Linked DNA regions of Homo sapiens: region 1 is linked to region 2. A link is a contact called in ENCODE Hi-C or POLR2A ChIA-PET data. All regions are on one chromosome and are shown on one strand. The core of a region is the stretch at or near the end of the contact, and the rest is flanking DNA. Distances in the headings are between cores, read along the strand shown.

What was found. Hi-C counts contacts between places; a loop is a spot of excess contacts on that map. ChIA-PET counts read pairs that join two places held with the same protein, here RNA polymerase II (POLR2A). Pooled maps may share reads with other maps.
Region 1: a loop to region 2 is called in a map of CD8-positive, alpha-beta T cell, with 8 times the contacts of the local background. The contact joins two enhancer-like sites. A Hi-C loop is called at or near these places in 20 of 168 maps with a recorded cell type or tissue (CD8-positive, alpha-beta T cell, Caco-2, Calu3 and 16 more), 1 of 37 single-sample maps with no recorded cell type and 5 of 50 pooled maps. POLR2A ChIA-PET finds 5 or more read pairs at or near these places in 7 of 52 experiments (CD4-positive, alpha-beta T cell, H1, OCI-LY7 and 3 more).

What each region holds. Positions count from the first base shown.
Region 1 is chr1:112,733,932-112,738,583 of GRCh38, reverse strand. No RefSeq gene overlaps it. Among named protein-coding and RNA genes, the nearest start is that of NUTF2P4, 12 kb to the left of the region's middle. Within about 2 kb of position 2,688, at least 3 of the 41 ENCODE cell types and tissues checked have a DNase peak (open chromatin) inside an H3K27ac peak, as active enhancers do.
Region 2 is chr1:112,816,440-112,820,885 of GRCh38, reverse strand. LINC01356 (long intergenic non-protein coding RNA 1356) reads left to right here. Exons shown (of 7, transcript NR_103746.1): 7 at 345-717. Among named protein-coding and RNA genes, the nearest start is that of LINC01357, 31 kb to the left of the region's middle. RefSeq lists enhancers at 1,970-2,699, 2,700-3,431. Within about 2 kb of position 1,590, at least 4 of the 41 ENCODE cell types and tissues checked have a DNase peak (open chromatin) inside an H3K27ac peak, as active enhancers do.

The sequences.
Region 1 (4,652 bases), core at 1,439-3,938, 83 kb after region 2:
TACAGGTAACTAAAACCGTAGAAGGTGAAACCACAGATAAAAGGGGACTATTGTAATATATTCATATTAGTGTGAGAAAAAATACTTTTAACTACTACAGTCCTCATTTCTATAACTGGTCATATGGTCATAGCTGGTATTTTTAACTTCATTCTGTACTATTCAGTCCGTATTCCCTTTGCTTTCAGCAAACACTTCACCTAATACAGTCGCTGAATGATAGCTCTGTCACATAATTTACTTGTGTATAATTAACCTAGGCAAATAAATTGCCTTTTAAACCCACAGAGCCCAAAGCTATGGGGCTAGAAAGCAAAAATTTCTCTAGTGGATCACTAGGAGTAACAATGAGAGGAGCAATTTCCACTTCAAATCCTTGATTTTCAGACTCATGAATCCTGACTATGAGAAAAACAGCACTATATACTGGTCACTGATTCAGGGCATCGTGGAAGACATTGCATCAGCCCTGCCCAGTGTTAGCACTCAGGTGGCATTGTGCCTGAGCCTCAGAAAGATCATTCTTTTTAGGCCATTTACTCCAGGGCAATCAGCACATTGTAAGACCTGTGAATTCTATGATCATAAGCCCATTGCCATGTTTTATTTGTTGTAAGATGAGTTCCCTGGTAAGAAGCTATGCTTAGTGGAATACTATAACAATGAAAAAGATATTCTGTAAGTTGGTGTTTTTGTCAGCAGCATGTGGACTGGGAAAAGAAGTCCATATCCAAAGTGAGTGTCTACTAGGAGAAGTGTTGCCTCTCTTGTGATGAAAGTGTTCCAATGTAATCAACCTGCCACCAAGTGGTGGCTATTCAGTCTGGGGAATACTACCTTCTTCAGGTTTCAGTGTTGGTCTCTGCCCTTGGCAGATTGGACACCCAGCAGCGGCTATAGACAGATCCAATTTGATGAGTGGAAGCCCATGTTGCTGCGCCATGCATATCTTCTACCCTCGCCACCATGTACACTTTGATCATGAGCCACTGGCCAAAGACAGGGATGACTGGAGGAAATGACTGGGGAAAGAATGTGGCATCTTAGTGGTCTGATTATTAAAATCCTCCTCTACTGAAGTTGCACTTTGGCGAGCATTCATGTAATACATGAATATTTTCACACTTTGTGTCAGCTCATGACAGTTCATTTGCATAGTTCTTCTCCAGACTTCTTTATCATCAGTTTTCCAAATGTGTTCCCTCCAATACCCTAAGTATCAATAACCTGAAAGTCAAACTTTCAGCCACCCGTGGCACACACACACAATTTGTGGCTGCATCTGGGGTTGGCCTGGGTGTTTTGGTTTCTGTTGGTCAGAAGGGCCAGGAGTTGCTATAGATGTGAAGTGGGGAAGAATTTGTGTGTGAAGTGGAGGAGCGTGTGTGTGTGTGTGTGTGTGTGTGTATCTGTACCTCTGACTATCTCTCCTTTGTACTGCTCAGAATTCTGTAGAATGGTGGGATTTTCCTTTACCACTATCATTTAGGGTCTTCTATGAGTGGGGCAGCAGTGCTGCAATTATCTTCCATATGGTTGATAAACCACTGAGGAAGGAGATTGAAGGTGTAGTGCTGGCCCTACCAGTTGAAAGTAAACTGCTTCGGTGATCTTTCCTAACAGACATAAAGAATAGGCTGGGCGCGGTGGCTTATGCCTATAATCCCAGCACTTTGGGAGGCCAAGTGGGGTGGATCACCTGAGGTCAGGAGTTCGAGACCAGCCTGGCCAACATGGTGAAACCCCTGTCTCTACTAAAAATACAAAAATTAGCCAGACATGGTGGCGGGCCCCTGTAATCCCAGCTACCCAGGAGGCTGAGGCAGGAGAATCACTGGAACCCGGGAGGCAGAGTCTGCAGTGAGCCGAGATTGTGCCACTGCACTCCAGCATGGGTGACAGGGCAAGACTCTGTCTCAAAAAAATAAAAATAAAAATAAATAAACATTTCTTTACTCAATAATAGGCCATTAGTTGCATACCAGGTACCAAAACCATCTTTGCTCCAGTAAAGAAACCACATCCGGGCTGGGTGCAGTGGCTCACATCTGTAATCCCAGTACTTTGGGAGGCTGAGGCAGGCAGATTACTTGAGCCCAAGAGTTCGAGACCAGCCTGGACAACATGGCAAAACCCCATCTCTACAAGAAATACAAAAATTAGCCAGGCATGGTGGTGCACACGTGTAGTCTCAGCTACTCAGGAGGCTGAGGTGGGAGGATAACCTGAGCCTGGGGAGGTTGAGGCTGCAGTGAGCCATGATGCCACTACTGCACTCTAGTCTGAGTGACAGAGTGAGACCCTGCCTCAAAAAAAAAAAAAAAAAAAAAAAGGAAAAAGAAATCACATCTGGAATAGAGGCTGAAATTGGAGCCACCCTGATTAAGTTTGTGATAATCTACTGTCATTCTCCAAGATCCATCTGTATTCTGCAAGTTGAAAGAAGATATGGTAGAAATCACTACTACTACATCTTTCAAGTTCTTATGGTGACAGTAATCTCTGGAACAAAATTGCTTTGGGCTTACTATTTTGATAGGTACAGGCCATTCTAAAGGCTTCCACCTGGCATTTTCCACCACAGTAGCTCTCATTGCATGAGTCAGTGGAATTTCCAATATGAGATGGAAAATAGGAGTGACTCTTCTCACTGTCATCCCTAATGATTCACCATTAAAATGTTACTTCCTGATCCCAAGACTCTGGGCCCCACTGATTTAGTGGTATTGGGTTCTAAGAGAAGAATGTCTCCACCATGGGGCACAACAGTGACTTCTATTACACTGAAGTCAAGACTGGCCATTTTGGTTTTCAGAAATTTCACCTCTGGCGCTACAGGAAATAAAGGTTTCTTTCTTTTTTTTATATGGTTTTTTTTTGTTTGTTTTTTGTTTTTTGTTTTTTTTTTATTCTGGGACGGAATTTTGCTCTTGTTGCCCAAGCTGGAATGCAATGGCGGGATCTCGGCACACTGCAACTTCCGCCTCCCAGGTTCAAGTGTTTCTCCTGCCTCAGCCTCTCGAGTAGCTGGGAATACAGGTATGTGCCACCACGCTCAGCTAATTTTGTATTTTTAGTAGAGATGGGGTTTCTCCATGTAGGTCAGGCTGGTCTCGAACTTCTGACCTCAGGTGATCCGCCCACCTTGGCCTCCGAAAATGCTGGGATTACAAGCATGAGCCACCGCGCCCAGCCTTATGATGATTTTTAAACTTTTATTTATGTATTTATTTACAGACAGAGTCTTACTCTGTCACCCAGGCTGGAGTGCAGTGGTGCGATCTCAGCTCACCTCAGCTTCCTGGGTTCAAGCGATTCTCCTTCCTCACTCAGCCTCCCAAGTAGCTGGGATTACAAGCATGTGCCGTGACGCCCGGTTAATTTTTGTGTTTTTGGTAGAGACGGGGGTTTCACCATGTTGGCCAGGCTGGTCTCGAGCTACTGACCTCAGGGGATTCTCCCGTCTTGGCCCCCCAAAGTACTGGGATTACAGGCTTGAGCCACTGCGCCCAGCAGAATGAGGGTTTCTTTTAAGGCAATAATAGAAGCATCCTGCTCCTGTAATCAAACCTTGAGCTTGGCATTTAAAGTCCTGAGCTCATCATTTTCTTCCTCCACATGTTTGAGTACACTTAGAAGCAATCAACGAACACTCCTTTGCTCTCTATTTCCATTAAAATGTTCAGTGGGGGCAACTACTTGGCCAGCCAAAGACTTGCCTTTAAAGACGTTTGTATTACAGGTGACTACAGGTGATAATTCATGTACCTCTCTTGCCACTGCATGCCATGATTTACCAGTGTCACCTATACCAATGGTAATAGGATCATTAATGCCTTTCAATCTAACCAGATCAGTTCGAAATTTTTATCCCTAATGTTCTATTCCTCTGGAGCCATTTCCAATACCTACTTGATGTTTATGATTGATACTAATGGTATCGGTCAGGGTTCCATCAGGGAAGGAGAAACACTAAGAGTGTTGTGTAATAAGAGATTTATTATGGGAGGGTGGCTTTACAGAATTGCTGGAGAAACTGGGAGAGTAAAGGTTTGAATGAAGAAGTTGGAGGACCAGAGAAAAGCCACTAATCAAACTTTCTGGACTCAGGAATGCCAGCTGCTGGAGCAGGATCCTAGAGAGGAGAAGTTTATGAAAGTCTATTGCCTCTGTATCTGGGGTTGGTCTGGGCTTTTCAGTTTTTGTTGGTCGGAAGGGCCAGGAGTTGCCAAGTAAGGCTAAATGTGGAGTGGGTGAGAATAAGTATAACCTGGAACCTGCTGACACTTCTAACCTATGACAGCCTTCAGAAAGTAATTGTGGCAGCTGCTTCGCTTCTCTGCCTTACAAATCATTCACAAATTAATCTTTTGGCCAACTCTAAACCAGAACCACGCAGGGGATGGGATTCTGGGAAATGTAGCTCCAGCTTACCCAAACTGACACAATACAAAACTACCACATGCCATTTACTTAGCTGCTTGATATTGAATGAATTATTTGATGTCTATGAGTCTCTCTAAGTCTCTTTCCATCTCAGAGTCTGGGCATTATCTTGTGTGAGAGGATACTTTCCTGGATTTCTGGAAGATGCCCTATTGCTGGGGATCCCCTGTTTACAAATCCCTTGATGTGGGTGATGTCTCCTTCCA
Region 2 (4,446 bases), core at 341-2,840:
GGTCCTCCCAATTCTTAGTCATTTAATACCTGTTTTTCTCCTTCTCTTATTTGGACCTTGTGTCTTCTGTTTAGTTTCTCAATTCATAACAAAACTGTATCCAGGCCATCACCAATCATTCTATATGACAACTGTTTCTTCTCACAACCCCACAATATCACCCCTTACCACAAAATCTTCCTTCAGCTTAATCTCTCCCACTCTAGGTTCCCATGCCACCCCTAATCCCGCTAGAAGCAACCCTGAGAAACATCATCCATTATCTTTCCATACCACCCCCCGAAAAATTTTTACCATCCCAACACTTTACCACTATTTTGTTTTATTTTTCTTATTAATATAAGAAGACAGGAATATCAGGTCTCTGAGCCCAAGCTAAGCCATCATATCCCCTGTGACCTGCATGTATGCATCCAGATGGCCTGAAGTAACTGAAGAATCACAAAAGAAGTGAAAATGGCGCGTGCCTGCCTTAACTGATGACATTACCTTGTGAAATTCCTTCTCCTGGCTCATCCTGGCTCAAAAGCTCCCCCACTGAGCACCTTGTGACCCCCACTCCTGCCTAACAGAGAACAATCCCCTTTGACTGTAATTTCCCACTACCTACCCAAATCCTATAAAACGGCCCCACCCCTATCTCCATTCACTGACTCTTTTTGGACTCAGCCCACCTGCACCCAGGTGAAATAAACAGCCTTGTTGCTCACACAGAACCTGTTTGGTGGTCTCTTCACACGGCGAGTGAAATTTAGTATTGTACCAATGGTAAATTGACAAATGTACCACGTTTATATAAGATTAACAGCAGAGGAGGCCGGGGGCGGTGGCTCATGCCTGTAATCCCAGCACTTTGGGAGGCCGAGATGGGCGGATCACGAGGTCAGGAGATCAAGACCATCCTGGCTAACACAGTGAAACCCTGTCTCTACTAAAAATACGAAAAAAAATTAGCTGGGCGTGGTGGTGGGCACCTGTAGTCCCAGCTACTCGGGAGGCTGAGGCAGGAGAATGGTGTGAACCCGGGAGGCGGAGCTTGCGGTGAGCCGAGATCGCAGCACTGCACTGCAGCCTGGGCGACTGAGTGAGACTCCGTCTCAAAAAAAAAAAAAAAAAAAAAAAAAAGATTAACTGCAGAGGAAGCTGGGTGAAAAGTATACAGGAACTCTCTATACTATCAAACTTTTTTTTAAAATCTGAAATTCCAAGATAAAAAGTAAGAAAATACCCATAACCCTGACTCCTTAGCTGAGCCGTCATCCTGCCAGGGCATCTTCCCCACTGTCAGAAAAGACAGTGCCAGACAGTGTCTTGTAAAGCAATTGCATTACAGCTTAGTGGCTACAGCTGAAGGCTGTACTGGATGGAAGTTCAGGAAACAGAAGAGGCTGAGTCCTGGGTGATCCTGAGGGTAAATAATGGCCAAACCTATCACTGGCTCCCGCAGTTCTGCAGTTTTGTCCCTCGGCTTTGAAATTCACAATGTGATTTTTCTCACTTGTGTATTTCCTTCCTTAATATGCTTTGCTGTCTCAAGAATTAAAAGAGCTTGCATTTTACTCACTTGCTCACTCCAGCTGGGTCCCAGGAGGAAGTGGCCATAAGTCATGAAGAAGTTAGGATTACGTCACATGATAAGCACAAGATAAGCACAACAGGGGAAGACTTGGATGTGCAGGGGGTGGTTTTCCAAGCCAGAAGCTTTATCCAGCTCCTACACTCCTTCCACCCACACAAAAGAGTCATTGTTTTTATTTATATCCACTTCCCCAAGGTTTGTGTGGATTAGATGATAAATTGTATGTAAAAGGGCTTCATACACTGTAAATATGACCAGCATTCATTCATATTCTGGTGCACTGACTATATGTATATACATCATTTTTTGTGTTTTTTTTTTTGAGATGGAGTCTCGCTCTGTCACCCAGGCTGGAGTGTAGTGGCACAATCTCGGCTCACTGCAACCTCCGCCTCCCGGGTTCAAGCAATTCTGCCTCAGCCTCCCGAGTAGCTGGGATTACAAGCATGTGCCACCACGCCTGGTTAATTTTTTTGTACTTTTAGTAGAGACAGGGTTTCACCATGTTGGCCATGCTGGTCTTGTGCTCCTGACCTTGTGATCCACCCGCCTCGACCTCCCAAAGTGCTGGGATTACAGGCGTGAGCCACCGCGCCCGGCCCGACTATATGTATATACATAATATGAGAAAGTTCAGCCGGGCACGGTGACTCATGCTTATAATCCTAGCACTTTGGGAGGCTGAGGCAGGTGGATTGCCTGAGCTCAGGAGTTCGAGACCAGCCTGGGCAACATGGTGAAACCCCATCTTTACTAAAATGCAAAAAAAATAAAAAATAAAAAAATAAAATTAGCTGGGCATGGTGGCGTGCTCCTGTAATCTCAGCTACTCGAGAGGCTGAGACAGGGGAATCGCTTGAACTTGGGAGGCAGAGGTTGTATTGAGCCAAGATTGCACCACTGCACTCCAGCCTGAGCGATAGAGCCGAGACTCCAACTCAAAAAAAAAAAAAAAAAAGATGAAGTTTGCCCTAGGGCGTTTTTCTCTTGCTGTTTTTTATTCTCTGTGCCCTCCTATCCCTCATGCTTTTGTTTGTTTTAAATGAGAAGGGCCTGAGTGCCTTTCTATCTGATTGTAATTCTGAATGCGATTCACACTGGAAGCTATGGAGACATTTGGTAACAACTGTAGACCCAGCCCTAGAAGGTGAATTTTAAGCATTGTCCAGCTTCTCAAATGCTAACGAGGAGCACAGCTGGGAAGACCTGGGCTTGCAGGGGGTAGATTTCTGAGCCAGGAGCTTCAGGGGGTTCCTGCACTCCCTCCACCCCCACACCGGCCCCACCCCATTCCTCCTGCATAGTTCTCAAGTACCAATCCCTGTAGGTCGCCCTGCTTCAGTGTCTCCCCATCAACACCCCCACCTTGCCTTTTTCCTTGCTATAGCTGTGGGTCAGGCCCTCACAGGGCCTCATCAGAATTCCTGAAATCTCCTTCGAAAAGCCTCCCAGCCTCACTTCTCATTTGCCACTTCCAAACCATCAATGCTACTATCACAGTATTGTAGGGAAAAGAAAGAAAGATCAGACTGTCACTGTGTCTATGTAGAAAGGAAAGACATAAGAGACTCCATTTTGAAAAAGACCTGTACTTTAAACAATTGCTTTGCTGAGATGTTGTTAATTTGTAGCTTTGCCCCTGCCACTTTGACCCAACCACTTTGACCGAACTTGGAGCTCACAAAAACATGTGTTGTATAAAATCAAGGTTTAAGGGATCTAGGGCTGTGCAGGACATGCCTTGTTAACAAAATGTTTACAAGCAATATACTTGATAAAGGTCATTGCCATTCTCTAGTCTCAATAAACCAGGGGCACAATGCACTGTGGAAAGCCGCAGGGACCTCTGCCCTTGAAAGCGGGGTATTGTCCAAGGTTTCTCCCCATGTGATAGTCTGAAATATGGCCTCGTGGGATGAGAAAGACCTGACTGTCCCCCAGCCTGACACCCATAAAGGGTCTGTGCTGAGGTGGATTAGTAAAAGAGGAAAGCCTCTTGCAGCTGAGATAGAGGAAGGCCACTGTCTCCTGCCTGCCCCTGGGAACTAAATGTCTTGGTGTAAAACCCGATTGTACATTTGTTCAATTCTGAGATAGGAGAAAAACCGCCCTATGGCGGGAGGTGAGACATGTTTGCAGTAATGCTGCCTTGTTATTCTTTACTCCACTGAGATGTTTGGGTGGAGAGAAACATAAATCTGGCCTACGTGCACGTCCAGGCATAGTACCTTCCCTTGAACTTAATTATGATATAGATTCTTTTGCTCACATGTTTTTTGTTGACCTTCTCCTTATTATCACCCTGCTCTCCTACTACATTCCTTTTTGCTAAAATAATGAAAATAATAATAAAAACTGAGGGAACTCAGAGGCCGGTGCCGATGCAGGTCCTTGGTGTGCTGAACGCCAGTCCCCTGGGCCCACTATTGTTTCTCTATACTTTGTCTCTGTGTCTTATTTCTTTTCTCAGTCTCTCATCCCACCCGACTAAAAATACCCACAGGTGTGGAGGGGCAGGCCACCCCTTCAAGTATAATCATCAAAAGGTTAAAAATGAGCCTCACTTGGCTGGGCGAGGTGGCTCATGCCTGTAATCCCAGCACTTTGGGAGGCCAAGGCGGGTGGATCACCTGAGATCAGGAGTTTGAGACCACCCTGGCCAACATGGTTAAACCTTGTCTCTACTAAAAATACAAAAAATTAGCCCGGGCACGGTGGCTCACACCTGTAATCTCAGCACTTTGGGAGGCTGAGGCAGGCGGATCACCTGAGTTCAGGAGTTCCGAGACCAGCCTGACCAACATGGAGAGACCCCGTCTCTACTAAAAATACAAAATTAGTTGGGCGTAGTGGCACATGCCTGTAAT